Linked DNA regions of Homo sapiens: region 1 is linked to region 2. Evidence: read pairs that join two places in POLR2A ChIA-PET (ENCODE). Cell type or tissue: OCI-LY7. All regions are shown on one strand. Links, peaks and the distances in the headings refer to the core of each region. The heading gives the core; the rest is flanking DNA.

Region 1 (9,370 bases), core at 710-8,709, 170 kb after region 2:
GAGGCAACAAGAATGGAGGTATGTGTGTCACTAACATTTTACTTCCATGGAAGACATTTTTTTCTTCCAAGCAGAAGGTCATGGTAGTTAAATATATGGTTATACTGACCAGAATTAGCTGCTTATCATCCATATTCACCCTGCCAGGAATTGGGCCATTTGAATTTGCAAATTGTGTATAGTCAGCACTAAATCAGTTGTGGAAATTGGGGCTGTGAAAGGGTTGTTTATTCAACATTTAATGAATATTTATTGAGCATTCTCAGGTGCCAGTCTCTTTATAGTAGGCTCTAGGGGTAGAGCTGTGAACATAATTCATAGGGGGAAGCAGAAAGACCAAAAAGTGCTAAGGAGATAAAGCAGGGCAAGGCTAGATAAGGACCGCCAGGGGCTATTTCATGTTGCTGCTTAATCAGGTAGAGACTTCAAGAGATGGTAATTGTAGGCCAGGCTCGGTAGCTCAGGCCTGTTAATCCCAGCACTTTGAGACACCAAGGCAGGCAGATCACCTGAGTGAGGTCAGGAGTTTGAGACCATCCTGGCCAACATGGTGGAACCTTGTATCTACTAAAAATACAAAAATTAGCCAGGCATGGTGGCACGTGCCTGTAGTCCCACCTACTCGGGAGGCTGAGGCAGGAGAATCGCTTGAACCTGGAAAGTGGAGGTTGCAGTGAGCCAAGATCTCACCACTGCACTCCAGCCTGGCAGCAGAGAGAGACTCTGTCTCAAAAAGAGAGAGAGAGAAAGAGAGATGGTAATTGTGATTCGTTCTGAATTTTTCTTCTTTCTCTCCCCTTGACCCTTATTTATTTTTCAGGAAGGAGAAGTATATGCAATTGAAACCTTTGGTAGTACAGGAAAAGGTGTTGTTCATGATGATATGGAATGTTCACATTACATGAAAAATTTTGATGTTGGACATGTGCCAATAAGGTGAGAGACGAGACGATTGATTTTATGTGGCTAATTAGCATCTCTTCTGAGTTAACAGCATTTCTAAAAAATGTGGCATACATACAAAATAGTATATTCATGAATGTAGAGTTCTGTAGCCCAACAATAAGAAAAAAAAATAGCCTGTTAAACATTTTAACTGAGATAAAAATTACACACACACACACACACACACACACACACACACACACACACAAGTGCTCTCTTCAAGTCCGGTTTCTGATAATCATAAATGTCAGAGATTATTTTGCTAGCATTCCTAGGTTTTTGCTTTAATATTTTTCCATTGGTAAACTTCCATTTACAGCGTCTTTCAATTTACATTGAAATTTTTTAACATTTGAAGATGATTGAAATCTGCATTTACATCTTTTATATGCAGGTCTTTGAGCTTGCTGCACACAAAAGGAAATTCACATCATAATACCCTGTAGTAGGTCTCTAGTGGGGAATATAACACACACACACGCACACGCGCGCGCACGTAGACACGTAAACATGATAAGATGGCCTCCAGCTGGTGTCCTATTCAGCTGCCATCTATAATTAGGTATGGGCTATTATACATTCTGGCTTTTGATTGTTGAAAGAGCAACAATAAAAGTTTTTGGACTTCAACTACTAGGACACAGCTAAGGTCTGGGCTTTTCTTAATGAGGGAAATCAGTTCGTAACTCTTTTGCCAACAGTTAATTTTGGATTTTCTCCTCTTAGGCTTCCAAGAACAAAACACTTGTTAAATGTCATCAATGAAAACTTTGGAACCCTTGCCTTCTGCCGCAGATGGCTGGATCGCTTGGGAGAAAGTAAATACTTGATGGCTCTGAAGAATCTGTGTGACTTGGGCATTGTAGATCCATATCCACCATTATGTGACATTAAAGGATCATATACAGCGCAATTTGAACATACCATCCTGTTGCGTCCAACATGTAAAGAAGTTGTCAGCAGAGGAGATGACTATTAAACTTAGTCCAAAGCCACCTCAACACCTTTATTTTCTGAGCTTTGTTGGAAAACATGATACCAGAATTAATTTGCCACATGTTGTCTGTTTTAACAGTGGACCCATGTAATACTTTTATCCATGTTTAAAAAAGAAGGAATTTGGACAAAGGCAAACCGTCTAATGTAATTAACCAACGAAAAAGCTTTCCGGACTTTTAAATGCTAACTGTTTTTCCCCTTCCTGTCTAGGAAAATGCTATAAAGCTCAAATTAGTTAGGAATGACTTATACGTTTTGTTTTGAATACCTAAGAGATACTTTTTGGATATTTATATTGCCATATTCTTACTTGAATGCTTTGAATGACTACATCCAGTTCTGCACCTATACCCTCTGGTGTTGCTTTTTAACCTTCCTGGAATCCATTTTCTAAAAAATAAAGACATTTTCAGATCTGAGAGCTACATCTCAATGTCTGTGGTTATAATTCTGGACAGGATAAATAGCTAAACTTAATGTAGGCAAATGCAGAGACATTTATCTGAAATGTAGACCTCTACACTGAGACTTTTCTGGCATAGTGGCTAAAACAAGATCTACACATGCATAAAAAGGGACAATCACCTTTTCTTCATAAATATACAGCTTTAGGAATATTTCACCATTCTTTGTAGGACATAGTAGTCCTTGTCTTTTTTTCTCCTGACATTGGAAAGATGTGCTAATTGAAACTTGACTTAGTAGGAACATTGTGCCAACTCAAAACCTTGATTTAGTAAAAATCTCAATGTTTAGATCCTTTGTCCAGTGGTGGTGTTTATCAGGGAATGTATTCAGCTTGCTCAGAAAACCAAAAGGGTATTAAAGCCACAAAAGCAAAGAAGAAAAAAAAAAACTTCCCATGTTTGGATCTTGTTCTAGTTAGAAAAATTAAGTTGAAATTCTTGGACTTTTTCATTCATGAGGCAAATGCTGTAATACCTTCCCCTTTGACAGGTTTGGATTCTTAACATTACTAGTGGTATTTCAGGAAGTGACGTTACAGTTACTTTCCTTATAGCGGCTAAGTGTATTAAGTTGAATGTAACGATGGTAATATTAATTTGTTTGAACTGAGGCCCACTACTGATTCTTTGACAAATTGAATTCTTATATTTAAATAATTTTATGGGAATGTTCCATCATAATTTCTAAATCATTTATATATCAAGGTAGCCTTAATTTGTATATGTTTCAGTACAATGAGATTTTATTGCCTCTGGGATGCTGTTTAGTTTGTATTTTGTTGAACGTTTTTATCCTAGGAAGAGAAACCTATGACTTGTGTACCTAGATCATCTGTTACATTAAAAAGCTGCTCTTTCAGCATTAGAGCTATAAATGAATGTTACCTTGTCGGGAAACAATCTAGGTTTTAGCTGTATGAGCTATGTTTATTATGGTGCTAATGTTCAGTAGCCACATTTGACTAATGTCTCCATTCTCTGTGATGCTGTGGCTAGCAGCAGAGCTCGCCAGTTCATGCCTGGACATACTGTCAGGGCTGGGCCCTCCAGCTAGCTCCTTTGGGGTTGAGTCCGTATCTTTTTGATGTGGAAGTATAAAGCAAGTATCTTGATTTCTAAACCCAGCAATTTTAGAATTGACCTTTATGAGTGAAGACTTTTGGAGCTTTTAAAGACCTTGGCAGTCATGATCTCAAACCAATTAGGAGCTCCAAGCTCCCTTCCCAGGTAACTGTTGGGAGCAATGGCATCACTGTATGCCCTTGTAATGGCTGGAAGGGACATGATCTTGTAAGTAGGAAAGCTGTAACTAAAAATTGTATTGTTTGCTTATTAGCCATGTATCTCTTAAAATTTTGTTATGTTTACAACGATGTACCTTATTGGCAACAAGTTATTAGTTTGATGTTTAACAATAGTGCCTTTAGTAAATTATTTTACAACTAAAACATGTTGTTTTTTGTTAGATCAACTTAGCAGAATGTAGACGTCCATGTTGAGATTTAAGATAAATAGTAAGAAATCTAAGTTTCTGTTTATTGTTTAGGTTTTAATTTTATTGTTGGTATTTTGAGACATTTTTCACACTAAAATTTAGTGGAAAGTACTACAGATTTCCCAGACCCCCCCCCAATAATATCCCCCTTTTCCAAGCCTCCCCCCATAGGTGTTTGTTAGTTTTAAGGGATTAAAAAGTAAAGGGCTAAGTCACTTTGTTTTTTTTTTTTTTTTTTTTTTTTTTTTTTTTAGCGGGAGTCTCGCTCTGTCACCCAGGCTGGAGTGCAGTGGCGCGATCTCAGCTCACTGCAGCCGGGTTCAAGCTATTCTCCTGCCTCAGCCTCCTGAGTAGCTGGACTATAGATGCATGCTACCACGCCTGGCTAATTTTTTTTTTTTTTGTATTTTTAGTAGAGATGGGGTTTCACTGTGTTAGCCAGGATGGTCTTGATCTCCTGACCTTGTGATCTGCCCGCCTCGGCCTTCCAAAGTGCTGGGATTACAGGCATGAGCCATGGCGTCCGGCCTCTTGTATGTTTTTATATTGAAATAAGTACAAGCAACGATACCATTACAAATAGCTCAGGAGTTTTTACAGTTCCATTAAAATGACGTGCTAAAATGTATAACGTTAAAAATAGTCCTTGAAATTAGAAAAGAGTAGACTCTGGTTATCTTGACCATGTAAATTTTTAATGAGGTATTAAGAAGTGTGTAACAGTTGAGGTAACAACTTGCATAGGTATTATGAACAATTTTAAACATAGCCATTTAATATTCCAGATGTATTTTCGGCACAAATGATTTGTCTATTCAGTGATAAAAGTCTCACTGCACCTCACTATCAGCTAACCCAGATGACTTGTTTTGTGAAATTTAAGAAAAATTTATTGGTAGAGACCTCTTTCAAGTTTGTACTTAACAGATGATCACTAGTGGTGAACAGCATTCTACAGGATACTATCTTTCACTAAGACTTCAACCTGCAAATAAACCCACTTATAAAAAAGGGATACATGATCTTCCTGTGGTTAACAGAGCTTAGATACATAGCTGGTCTACAGAGATTAGTTGATTCTACCCTCTCCAAATAAGATAAAGTTAGCAGCAACAGGACTTTAAAGAAACCCAGTGAGATTATCAGAAGAAGAAAAAGAGTGACTCACACTGTATTTTTTTTTGTGCAAGTTTAGATAGATAGCTTTTAGTTTTTTTTTTTTTTTTTAATGCTCAGGGCCAGTGTTTTAAGAGGCTCCTACCTAGTAGTCACATAATCCTAGCAAGAGTAAATCAAGCTTTAGTTATTTAGAATGAGATGCTAGACATAATAATAGTCCAGTTGCCAATTTTGAACACTTATCTTTTCTGCCCTATAATTTTTTCTCTTCAAGACTCTATTCCTTTGAACTAAAAAAAATACATAAAGTTTTAAGAGATCTAATGTCATCAGACATTATAAAATGAACTCATACCCAAGGTAAACTATTTGAATAACATCATACACTGGTTTACTAAATTCAGACTTTTTATGACTGCTTAATTATTAGACTTCTGGACAAACCTGTTTGCTGCCAGACAAAAATCATAAATCCCAGCCATCATTTTTTTCATGTCCATAGTTCCAGAGTTCACTTAAATATACTATTTGTAAAGCTGCCATTTTCATTTATAGTTTGACTATGCCAAAGAGCAATTACTAAAGCAATTTTGGGGTTACATTAACCAAAATAATGTCAATTACAAGGCCTGTTAACACACAAAGCCTCAGAAATACCAGTGAGTGTGACTGAAGAATATTTAGGTGATACCTTGACATGTCACTTCAATAACTCCAAGGGGCAAGGTAACTTCAATATACAAATGAAAGACTATTAGTGACCAAAGTAGAGTCTAATTTTCCATCTATTAAGAATTTGTATAGAAAATACCTGAAAAAGATACATGTATATAAAATGATGCCACTTGAACTTTGTTGGTAGAAGATTGCACAAGTTCATCATCCGAGCCAATTAAGACATAAAAATATAAAAGAGGTAACATCAGTCTGAGGTAAACACCAAAAGTTTAAAACTCCAAATATGAAAAAAGTAGTTACCTTCAGTTGATATATACATTTATACTTTGTAAAAAAAAAAATTGTTAGATATAAAATGTATAAATGTAGTATACACTGATTCACAAGAAAAAATGAAGTTTAAAATGGTACATCAGTCTTTTAAAAAGTATATATATAAATCACAGGAAGAAAACCCCATTGTCTTTGGATCAGCTAAGGATTTCATTAGACGAGGTATCAGCGTCTTCATTGGGATGTTGGCTCCCCAACAGGAGCTCTGGAGGCAAAAGTTTAGAATGTCCATTCTCAGTAACTCGTTGGGTATAAAACAAGATATAAGCTTGAGCCTTGCATACTTCATCCATAGTGCACATGCTTAGTTTGGAATCATTGCAGTGTACCCAGAACCCTAGAGTGAAGCACAGAAATACATTTATGAAGGGACTTTAGAAAATTCTAGTATGAAAGGCATTGAGTGAGAAGCTTTTTCTGAAGGGAAAATAATTTTCTAGCCAATTCATTTTTCTTTAATGAGAAATATAGATTGGGCAGTGTTACCCTGGAATTATCTACCTTTATTCTAAAAGTAGCTTAAGTTTTTCACAGCATGTGACTGATTAGAGTACCTGACACTATTTATTCTTTGTGTAAATCTACCAGTTAATGCTTTTGCCACTAATCATACAGGATGATCATCCCTAATTCCAAAATCTGGCCAGGCATGGTGGCTCATGCCTGTAATCCTAGCACTTTGGAAGGCCGAGGCAGGCAGATCACCTGAGGCCAGGAGTTAGAGACCAGCCTGGCCAACATGGTGAAACCTGTCTCTACTAAAAATACAAAAATTCGCCAGGCGTGGTGGTGCACACCTGAATTCCCAGCTACTCAGGAGGCTGAAGCAAGAGAATGGCTTGAACCTGGGAGGCAGAGGTTGCAGTGAGCAAGGATGGCGCAGCTTGCCCTCAAGCCTGGGTGATAGAGGGACTGTCTTAAAAAAAAAAATTCCAAACCAAAACTTTTTGTGCCAACATGATGTCATAAGTAACCCTGAACACATTTTTTTCCACTGTATTAATATTTTTTACTGTGAAACTTATGGGCACATAAGCATAATGCACTTATGTACATTACATGCACATAAGTATGCTAATGACTGCTTATATTAGCATATAAAAATCAGCCAGGAATTATGGTGATGCCAAACCACCAGACTGTCCATATGAGTGGCTGAGATAGTGACACCTTTGTTTGCTGATTGCTCAATGTACAAACTTTGTTATATGCACTCTGTTAATGAAACTGTTTCATTATTTAAAGTGTTGTATAAAATATTTAGGCTATGTGTACAAGGTGTATATGAAGCAAATGAATTTCATGTCTAAACCTGGGTCCCATCCTTACAATACCTCATAATGTCTATGCAAAAAAATCCAAAATTCAAAACACTTATGGTCCCGAGCATTTCAGACAAGGTATACTCAATCTGTATTTTTTTTTTTTTTTTTTTTTTTTTGAGATGGAGTCTCGCTCTGTCACCCAGGCTGGAGTACAGTGGCGCAGTCTCGGCTCACTGCAAGCTCCGCCTCCCGGGTTCACGCCATTCTCCTGCCTCAGCCTCTCCGAGTAGCTGGGACTACAGGCACCCGCCACCACGCCCGGCTAATTTTTTTTTTTTATTTTTAGTAGAGACGGGGTTTCACCGTGGTCTCGATCTCCTGACCTCGTGATCCACCCGCCTCGGCCTCCCAAAGTGCTGGGATTACAAGCGTGAGCCACCGCGCCCGGCCCTCAATCTGTATTAAAAGGCAAATTGGGTCGGGCATGGTGGCTCACGCCTGTAAACCCGGCACTTTGGGAGACCAAGGCTGACAGATCACTTAAGGCCAGGAGTTCAAGACCAGCCTGGCCAACATGGTGAAACCCCGTCTCTACTAAAAATACAAAAATTAGCCAGGCGTGGTGGTGCACACCTGCAATCCCAGCTACTTGGGAGGCGGAGGTTGCAGTGAGCCGAGATCATGCTGCTGTACTCTAGCCCAGGGGAAAGAGTGAGACTCTGTCTCAAAAAAAAAAAAAAAAAAAAAAAAAAAAAGCCAATAGTGTACAATTAACTTGGTAGTTTTTGGTAGCTCAGTGTTGAGTTACCCTGGTGGATTATTGGGCTTCTTGTCCTCACCTCTCTTTTTCTGTTTGGGCTGTGTTGGGTGGGGGTGGGGAGTTGGAGTTTCATTCTTTGTTCAACAGTAAGTATCAAAAGGGGAAGTAAGGCTGGGTGTGGTGGCTCATGCCTGTAATCCCACCACTTTGGGAGGCCGAGGCAGGCGCATCACAAGGTCAGGAGATTGAGACCATCCTGGCTAACATGGTGAAACCCCGTCTCTACTGAAAATACAAAAAATTATCCAGGCATGGTGGCATGTGCCTGTAGTCCCAACTACTTGGGAGGCTGAGGCAGGAGAATTGCTTGAACCCGGGAGGCAGAGGTTGCAGTGAGCTGAGATCGTCCCACTGCACTCCAGCCTGGGCGACAGAGCGAGACTCCATCTCACAAAAAAAAAAGGTGTTGGGGGGAGTAAAAAATAAAATCTCAATCCAATCACTTTTGCTAGAACTAGACTATCCTAGAAGGCAGAAAATAAGTGAGTTTTGTGTGTTAAACTTGAACGCAGTGTTTGTTCCAAATATCTATGATCCCCCAGTTCATTAGGTACCCTATTTCTTTAACGAAATTAACTGAAGTAAACCAGTAAACATACGATCTGCTTTTTGAAGTGTGTCTTTAAGAAAAGTTAACACTCTGACTTTTAGTTAGCAACAAGACTATCCTCATTATTATATCCCTCCAGCCCTTAGTCAAAAGTACTGCAAAACCTACAGAAAATATTTCATGCATTAACTCTCATTTTTTAGTACCTGCAGAGGCATTCTCCCTAAGAAAATAAGTGGTCGAGTAGCTTTGTTTATGATTTAGTAGTCAATTTAGAAATCGGTTAAAGCCTGAACTCCAGCCTCCAAGTCCAACCCAAGATAAAATACTTTTTCTTATCTATACCTCCTTCAGAATTATAGCAGTAGGCAGTGTAGTGCCCTGAGCCAAATCCTTTCCCATGGTGCATCACCACCGCGGACAAGTCATAGATAAAGCATTCTGGTCTGAGGGATTTCAGGGTCTCCCTGCAGCAATAGGGCTCCATGTTTAAGATTTCCTCAAAGCCAACATGAACACCAATCTTCTCTCGGTTATTACGTCCTGACCACCTGTGAACAAACCAGTGTAAAATTATCCACACAATTAAGGGAAAATAACCACGTACTAGGTCTAGACACTTGTAACAGATGACCCCAGGCAGCATGGAATACAAAGTATCATATGTAATATAAAATGATGTCAATGCTGAAGCTGGCT
Region 2 (9,370 bases), core at 893-8,892:
AACAAGACATTTCTTCTCCTCCTCCTCCTGAATTCTCTATCTCAAAAAATAGTGCTACTGTTCTAAGTGCCCAGGTGAGAAGCTGGAGATACCTTAAATTCTTCCTTCACTGACATATCAGATCTTATAGAGTCTCATTTCTAACTGTTACTCATACCCAGCATCCTTTTCCATTCCCACCCACTGTTACTGCCTAATCATTTCCCTCCTAGTTAAAAGCTTAACAGGTCTCTCTGTCACTTGGACCCTTTCCATACCATTCTTCCAAAATAAACAAAATAAACTTTCTAAAATACAAAAAAAACCTCTGCATGTCACTTGTCTGTTTAAGGTCCTTTAATGATGCTGGGTGTGGTGGCTCACGCCTTAATCCCAGCACTTTGGGAGGCTGAGGCAGGCGGATCATTTGAGGCCAGAAGTTCAAGACCAGCCTGGACAACATGGTGAAAACCTGTCTCTACTAGAAATACAAAAATTAGCTGGGCGTGATGGTGGGCGCCTGTAATCCCAGCTACTCGGGAGGCTGAGGCAGGAGAACTGCTTGAACCGGGAGGCAGAGGTTGCAGTGAGCGGAGATCGTGCCACTGCATTCCAGCCTGGGTGACAGAGCAAGACTCCATCTCAAAAAAAAAAAAAAAAAAAAAAAAGAAGGGGGTACATGGGGTACATAAATAAGACCCTCTCTACATCCAAAGATATCGTGGGATTTGATGCACCTTGTTGTCCCAATGAGAAGTCTGACCCCTCTTACCTGTGATTCTACCCTCCCATCCACCCAGTTTCTCTGTATCTGCAGGTGAACCAGCTTCTTTGTATCTGCAGGTGAAACCTAGCTCAGCAGGTTACAAGCCCATAGTCCTAGAAACACCTGCAATGAGACCAAGAAAGAATTAGCAGTGACCATGGCCATCAGACTGAGAGACCATTCACTCATTCATTGGTTCATTGATTCATTCAGCAAATATGTTTTCAATGTTTACCATGAGCTGGGCCCAGGGATAGGGACTGGGGCTACAATGGTGAACATGACACAGTCTTACCATCAAGAAGCTTCCAGCCTAGGGGCAGAGGAAGCCAACTTCAAAGCAGGCTGGGAAGGTAAGGCTGTCCTCCCTATACTCCCAGAACCCACGACACACTCTCTGTGGCTCAGGCCACCCTTGTAAGAGCTCTGTCTACACCCTGATGCTTCCACCAGAGTATCTACTGCTGTTCACCTTCCAGGTACAGCTCAATCATTTCACTATCATGCAGGACTTGTGGTTCCCTGGTTAGGTGGAATGAAAGAGAATTAAGAGATAGCTAAGGCCCTCATCCAGCCACGCAACTCTTTTGGAGGACACTAGAGGTCTTTGCTAAGTTTTCTGTGTTTTATAACCTTCTTCATTCTTATTTGTATTCTCTTTAGGTTCTCTGGTCACGGGATTATTCCCTTCCTCTTGCTGACCTAAAAAATAATCAACTTTCTGGAAATTTAGGGGACTCAGCCAATGCTGTTGTGATTCTCCTTCTTTAGCTTTCAGTTACAGAATGACATGTGACCTCCTTGCAAGGTTGCTATCAGCCCCGTTGTACAAAATAATATGTCCTTGGTCAAAATTTACATTTTGTGCCTCTTATTAAAGATCTGTCTGTTTGCCTGCGTCATCTCTAAAGGCCTAGCCCATCTGCAATGCCACCTCCTGAATGGGACACAGCTGTTTAACTGAACTGATTTATTCTTAGGACTAAGAGACTGATTCAAGAAGACACGGAATGATATATTTAAATTTGCCCGTTTTTGCTTATCCCAATTTGTTTTTTTCCACTCCTTTGCCTATCTTTATCTCTGCAGCCTATCACCCAAATCTCTGCAAAGCTATCAATTTAGCTTTTCAGATGTGAAACTTTTTCAAGTTTCAAAGTGAGGACTGAAGGAAATAAAAATATTTCACCCCGAAATATACTTCTTTGGCATATTTTGAGGTGGCTGTTCAGAGAGCCAATGAATAGAAGTCACCCTGCAGAACTGTCTTTTGTGGGGGAGATTTGCATCTGCAGAGAATCTGCACTGATGCAGGCAGAAGAGGGCTTTCTCTGAGGCCTTCTCTTGTCCGATTGAGGAAAGATTAACTGAGACTCTGACATTTTAAAGATCTGAAAGAAATATTTGCCATCTACAGGCAGGGCTGAGAGAGCCCCAGTGGGAGTGGGCCCTCCATGTCAGACTAAGGAACTTGGACTTGGCCTAAAGGGAAGTCCTTAGAGACTTATAAGCAGAAGAATGATGCAGACATGTTCGGATATTAAAAAGAACACCTGGCTGGGCACGGTGGCTCACGCCTGTAATCCCAGCACTTTGGGAGGCCGAGGCGGGTGGATCACAAGGTCAGGCATTCGAGACCAGCTTGGCCAACATAGTGAAATCCTGTCTCTACTAAAAATACAAAAAATTAACGGGCTGTGATGGCAGGTGCCTGTAATCCCAGCTACTTGGGAGGCTGAGGTAGGAGAATCACTTGAATCTGGGAGGCAGAGGTTGCAGTGAGCTGAGATTGCACCACTGCACTCCAGCCCGAGTGACAGTGTGAGACTCCGTCTCAAAACAAACAAACAAAAAAGGCCAGGCGCCGCTCACGCCTGTAATCCCAGCACTTTGGGAGGCCGAGGTGGGCAGGTCACAAGGTCAGGAGATCGAGATCATCCTGGCTAACATGGTGAAACCCCGTCTCTACTAAAAATACAAAAAATTAGCCGGGTGTGGTGGTGGGTGCCTGTAGTCCCAGCTACTCGGGAGGCTGAGACAGGAGAATGGCGTGAACCTGGGAGGCGGAGCTTGCAGTGAGCTGAGATCGCGCCACTGCACTCCAGTCTGGGCGACAGAGCGAGACCCCCATCTCAAAAAAAAAAAAAAAAAAAAAAAAAACACCCTGAAATGGGTAGGAAATATTAGAGGTCTCAAGACTAAAAGCAAGAACTAGTTAGAGCATTGGAGAAAATCAGTTCGGGAGTGATGAAGGCCTGAAGTAGGCAGAAGCAGTGGGATTGGAAAGAAGGGACAGTCAGGAAATGAAAGTCGTGGTGATAGATTCCAAACTCAGTTTCATAAGTGGCCTCTGAGATCAGTCTGTGGTGGCTATTTGGTGTGCAATCAGCAAAAAAGAGTTTAGGGCCCAGTCTAGGCTCAGTTGAAAAGAATGATGGGCTGAGCATGGTGGCTCACGCCTGTAATCCCAGCACTTTGGGAGGCCAAGGTGGGCGCAGATGACTTGAGGTCAGAAGTTTGAGACCAGCCTGGCTAGCACCGTGAAACCCCATCTCTACTAAAAATACAAAAAAAAAAAAAAAAAAAATTAGCCAAACGTGGTTGGTGCTTGCCAGCTACTCCGGAGGCTGAGGCATGAGAATCACTTGAACCCAGAAGGTGGAGGCTGCAGTGAGCTGAGATCACACAACTGCACTCCAGCCTGGGCAACAGAACAAGACTCTGTCTCAAACAAACAAACAAAAAAAGAATGATGGATTAGTGATGTCTGCTATAGACACAGAATGGGGGAATATTGGCTCATGACTGGTATTTACTATTCCCATTCTCTGGTAGAAGAAGCATTAAAATGAACTGTGTATCAACAAGTGCATACTGTGTGAGTCCATGAAGATCTAGAACAGATGAAAGTAATTCATGCTGATAGAAGGCAGAATAGTGGTTTCCTGGGGGTGGGCAGGTGGGTAGGTTACTCAATGAGAAGGAGTAGGAGAGAGATTTTTCAAGCCTGGAAGAATTCTGTATTTGATCTGGGTGGTGATTACACAGGTGTGTATATACATAAAAATTCATTATGGTATATACCCTTAAGATTTGTGATCTTTATTATACGAATGTCATATCTCAGTTAAAAAAAAAAGTGTGTTGAGAAGCCAACAGAAAAAAAAAAAGTATATAGCTCCCTATATACTTTGGCCACTTCTTTGATAGTCTTGTCCTTTTGCTTGAAGGAGAAGACATAGACTATGATGACCTGGTCCGCAGAGGACATCTGGCTGCTTCTAAGGTGATCATACTCCAGGTCTGTCACTTTCAGGATGCTGTGAGAGCTACATTGGCACGTGTGCCCTGTGTCCCTGCACAGTGTTCTCCTTAGGACCATGGGACAAACCAGCTGGGAAGCAAACCAGGTATCCTTGCTTTCAATGGGAAAAGGAACCCTAGAAATATAATGGTTAGAAATCACATTAAAGAAATGAAAGGACAGAAAGGACACCCCTGATATACAAGCGATTACTTTAGTAAAGCATTGACATTTAATTCTGGACAGGATTTTATTTACCAACATGTTAAAATATTTGTCAATACACTAAAAGAGTTAAACATAAGCCTTTTCAGCTATACAGGCACCGATGGCTCTGAAAGAAACATAAAATACGTGTTCAGAGGACCAATGAATCCAAATGATTGCAAATAATTGACCAGCAATTACTAGAATGTTAATTGCACTGTAACATACCTAAGAAGAATGCATACAAGGCTGGTCTGTAAGTTACTTACTTTTATTCCCTTACAGATGAGAAAACTGAGGCTCTGGAAATTCAGTAATTATACCAAAAACACACAAGCAGTAAATGACAGCTGTGATTTGAACACATGCATATATTTTTTCTATTGTAATACTGCTATCTTGCTGGATCCTGAAATATCTGTAAGGTGTTTATGAGTTGGTTTTATTGCCTCTACTAAATAAGCTATGTAGCCCAACAGCTAGAATGGAAATCAGAAAGCTAAATTTGGATTCATAATCTGTCACTTACTCTTTTTTTTTTTTTTTTTTTTAGACAGAATTTTTGCTCTGTTGCCCAGGCTGCTGGAGTGCACAATCTCGGCTCACTGCAACCTCCGCCACCTGGGTTCAAGAGATTCTCCCGCCTCAGCCTCCCAAGTAGCTGGGATTATAGGCACCCACCATCATGCCGAGTTAATTTTTGTGTTTTTGTAGAGATGAGGCTTCACCATGTTGGCTAGGCTGGCCTTGAACTCCTGACCACAAGTAATCCACCCGTCTAGGCCTCCCAAAGTGCTGGGATTACAGGTGTGAGCCACCGTACCTGGCCTGTCACTCACTCTTAATGTGATTGCAAATCTTCTCATTTCTTTGTGCTTCAGTATTAACATCTATTATGTAGGGGTAAGTTTGTGTTTCCACAAAACTTCCAGGGGGGTTATGAAGCATATAAAACCAACCTTTCATGAATTTTAATTAGCTTAAAGAATTTTATGAGACGCTGAAATTTGTTTAAAAATATAGTATTTTAATTAGGTTATTTTAAACTGGCATTCCTGGGTAGCTAGAAGAGTACATCTTATTTATTTTTATTTTTTAATACAGAGATGGGGTCTTGCTGTGTTGCCCGGGCTGGGCTCAAATTTCACCTCAAGCAGTCCTCCCACCTTGGCCTTCCAAAGTGCTGGGATTATAGGCATGAGCCACTGTGCCTGGCCAGGAGTACATTTTATTATCATTAAAATATTCACTGTTGATTTCAGTGTCCTTTTTTTTTTTTTTTTTTTTTTTAATGAGACAGAGTCTCTGTCTGTCACCCAAGCTGGAGTGCAGTGGCGCGATACTGGCTCACTGCAACCTCCACCTCCCGGGTTTAAACGATTCTCCTGCCTCAGCCTCCCGAGTTGCTGGGACTACAGGCACCCGCCACCATGTCTGGCTAACTTTTTGTATTTTTAGTAGAGACAGGGTTTCACCATGTTGGTCAGGCTGGTCTCAAACTCCTGATCTTGTGATCTGCCTGCCTCCCAAAGTTCTGGGATTATAGGCGTGAGCCACCGTGCCAGGCCTTTTTTTTTTTTTTTTTTTTTTTTGAGACAGAGTCTTGCTCTTGTCACCCAGGCTGGAATGCAGTGGAGCGATCTTGGCTCACTGCAACCCCCACCTCCTGGGTTCAAGCGATTCTCCTGCCTCAGCCTCCCTTGTAGCTGAGATTACAGGCGTGTGGCACCATGCCCGACTAATTTTAGTATTTTTAGAAGAGACGGGATTTCATTATGTTGGCCAGGCTGGCCTCGAACTGCTGACCTCAAGTGATCCGCCTGCCTCAGCCTTCCAAAGTGCTGGGTGTTTTCAGTTTCTTTACCCTTAACCTGAGTGCTGTGGACTCAATGTGTCCCCCCAAAATTTGTATGTTGACGCTCCAAACCTCAATGTATTTGGAGATAGAGGCTTTATGGAGGTAATTAAGGTTAAATGATGTTATAAGGGTGGGATCCTGATCTGATAAGATTAGTGTCCTTATAAGAAGAGGACACCAGAGAGCTGACTTTTGCTGCCTGCCACGTGAGGACACAGCAATAAGGTGGCCATCCATAAGCCGGGAAGAGAGCCTTCATCAGATACTGATGCTACGGACCTTGATCATGGACTTCCAGCTTCCAGAACTGTGAGAAAATTAATTTCTGTCATGTCAGTCCCTTGGGCTCTGGTAGTTTGTTAAAGCAACTGAAGCAAACAAATGCACTAAGCAACTTAGTGTGATGAATGATCAGCTATGTTTGTTGAAGCCATGCTTTTTGAAATGTCTTGATGCCTTTCCTCAGTAGAAACGCATTTCTACAAAATGATGGTGATTTACGGTATCTGCTTGGCTTAAGAAAACCCATGCATGCAAATATAATACATTATTTCAGCATTTGCCTTAATGCCCCACCAGACCTATTTTCAATATATTTTTTCCTTTTTCAGCATAATGTTTATTAGTGAATTTAGATGCAGGCTAACTTAGAGATGGATCTTCTTTCATGGAAAGACAAACACATAATATCAGCAGAATATTGTTTCTTTGAAATGTTCAGAATAGTACATTTTGAATTATAGTAAAAGTTTACATATGTGTGTTGGTGTGTGCATATAATGGAGTAGTTAATATATTCATAAAAATATGAAGATAATATAACACCCCCATGCACACCACCGAGCTTTATTGTATTAATATCAAATATTAATACAAATTAATGCTTTACTCCATTTGCTATATATGTTTATATTTTTTCCATTGTTACAATTTGAGACACAACTGAAAGTCCCTGAGGACTCCTGCCTGATTTCACTCAACGTTTTATCCTAATTTTGGTGTATGTCATTCTCATGTATGTCATATAAGTATGTAATAACCCATAATCTGTTAGGATGAGGGTTTTTATTTGCAAGCAACAGAAACAAACTGGTTAATTTAAGCAAACAAACAAAAAGGAATGTATTCAATAACTTGGAAGACCTTTGCAAGAGTGGAAGACTTGGGTTTGGAGGCTCCACTGCCAGGGAAAATGTCCCTAATCATGCTGTAGAATGTGTCCAATAGCAACACCACAACAACGGCTGCTGGACAGACCCTACGGCTTGCACTGTTGGTCCTCCTGACCCAAAACACAGCTGCAGGAACCACAGCCATTACAGCCACTAGAAGCCAAGCGGAACCACTGCTCTTCCTCCCAGAAAGTCCGGGCAGCCCCTGCAGCTGCATGAAAGTCTGGGGCAGGCGCATCTGATCTTTGGAGCCTGGGTCATGTGCCTGGGCCCTAGCTGCAGGAGAAACTGGGAAATCAAGAAGATGGGACTGGGTGTGGTGGCTCATGCCCGTAATGCCAGCACTTTGGGAGGCTGAGGTGGGCGGATCACTTGAGGTCGGGAATTCAAGACCAGCCTGGCCAACATGGTGAAACCCCATCTCTATTAAAAATGCAAAGAAATTAGCCAGGCATGGTGGTGCATGCCTGTTGTCCCAGCTACTCGGGAGGCTGAGGCAGAATTGCTTGAACCCGGGAGGTAGGGGTTGCAATGAACCAAGATTGCGCCACTGCACTCCAGCCTGGGTGACAGAGGGAGGCTGTCTCAGGGAAAAAAAAAAAAAAAAAAGTGGTATTTTTGGCTTTTATTGTGGGAGGGGACTCTGCCTCAGCAGGTAGGGGAGTCCCCAAACTTAGGAGGGAGGTATAGATGCTGCATGATAAGAGCCAATGGCAGTTGTCCACAACAAACAACTGATACATTCTCTTGTTGATGGACATTTACATAATTTCCAATTTTTTACTACAGAGAACTGCTGCAATGAAATTTTTGCACATTTCCTACGGTATAGAATTTCTCTGGATTATTCGTGCCTTCAATTTTACTAGACATTGCCATATTGTTCAGCAAAGGGTCTATTTGCCAATCATATATTTTGCTAACATTTGTCTCCATCTGTGGCTTGTCTTTTCCTTCTGCTTATGGTGTCCTTTTTATATGGAAGATTTTTATTTTAATATAGTTAAACTAATTAATCCTATCCCTTATGTTTGTGATTTTTTGGTGTGCATTTGGTTTAAGAATTTATTTTCAGCCAGGCGAGGTGGCTTATGCCTGTAATCCCAGCACTTTGGGAGGCCGAGGCGGGCGGGTCAGGAGTTTGAGGCCAGCCTGGCCGACAGGGTGAAACCCCGTTTCTACTAAAAATACAAAAATTAGCCGGGTGTGGTGGTGTGTACCTGTAATCTGTAATCCCAGCTACTTGGGAGGCTGAGGCAGGACAATTGCTTGAATCTGGGAGGTGGAGGTTGCAGTGAGCAGATCACGCCACTGAACTGCAGCCTGGTTGACAGAGCAAGACTGTCTCAAAAAAAAAACAAAACAATTTTCTACCTGAAGGTGATAAGAAAAAATTATCCTGATGTTTTCTTCTAAATGTTTTATTATTTGGCTTTTAATGATTAGCTCTTTACCTGGAGTTTATTATGGAAAATAGGAATCTAAGATAGATAATCAGTTGTCCCAGCACCATTGATTGAATAATCCATTCCTCCTGGTTTGTAATTCGATCTCTGTTGTAAATCAAGTTTCCCCATGTTCCTGGGTCAGTCAGGTCTTTCTATTTCTGTTCCATTGGTCTATTTAACTAGCCTGGTGCCAATACTACAATATCTTAGTTACTATCACGTCATAAAAACCTTAACATCTGATAAAATGAGTCCTCCACTTCCCCCTCACCCCAATGTATTAATGCTATTTCCAGAGTGAGCTATTAGCTATCTTATATCCTGAAGAGCACAATGACAAAAAAAAAAAAAAAAAAAGAGAAAAGAACTTTCAGAGTGTATGGTTTGGTATAAAATATGAGTGGGCCATAAGAAGTAGCAAGAGAATCAACAACACCTTCACCAGTGGCTAGGTGCCTGCAGAGAGCTGAGAGCCAGAGGCAGGGATTTATATCAAAGAAATCAGATGCATTTGAATTAAAGCTCTGATCTCCACCCTGTAAGAACAGGCTTCTAAGACTCCCAGCTTCAGTGACACTCTTCTTGTTTTCCAATGACCACTGACTCCTCCATCCCCACCTTTCCTTTCCTGGGGTT

The links. Peaks named below come from ENCODE experiments on the same cell type or tissue, not always from the same donor. Only the 100,000 strongest peaks of a DNase experiment are listed, where the experiment ranks them.
Region 1: POLR2A ChIA-PET joins it to region 2 with 10 read pairs; 3 of 35 experiments call an interaction of 5 or more read pairs at or near these places.

What each region holds. Positions count from the first base shown.
Region 1 is chr12:95,511,981-95,521,350 of GRCh38, forward strand. METAP2 (methionyl aminopeptidase 2) reads left to right here. Exons shown (of 11, transcript NM_006838.4): 9 at 1-18; 10 at 821-936; 11 at 1,672-3,859. The coding sequence ends at 1,924. It overlaps USP44 (ubiquitin specific peptidase 44), which reads right to left. Exons shown (of 6, transcript NM_032147.5): 5 at 9,017-9,222; 6 at 4,580-6,373. The coding sequence ends at 6,174. Among named protein-coding and RNA genes, the nearest start is that of USP44, 35 kb to the right of the region's middle. RefSeq lists a silencer at 7,080-7,280. In OCI-LY7, for the core only: no CTCF peak of the experiment used is centred there; no DNase peak of the experiment used is centred there.
Region 2 is chr12:95,342,025-95,351,394 of GRCh38, forward strand. It overlaps LOC105369917 (a long non-coding RNA gene), which reads right to left. Exons shown (of 11, transcript XR_001749265.1): 9 at 752-868. Among named protein-coding and RNA genes, the nearest start is that of MIR3685, 37 kb to the left of the region's middle. In OCI-LY7, for the core only: CTCF peaks have their summits at 1,356 and 1,562; DNase peaks (open chromatin) are centred at 1,309, 1,667, 2,027, 7,457 and 1 weaker place; H3K4me3 peaks cover 3,423 bases; H3K27ac peaks cover 7,420 bases.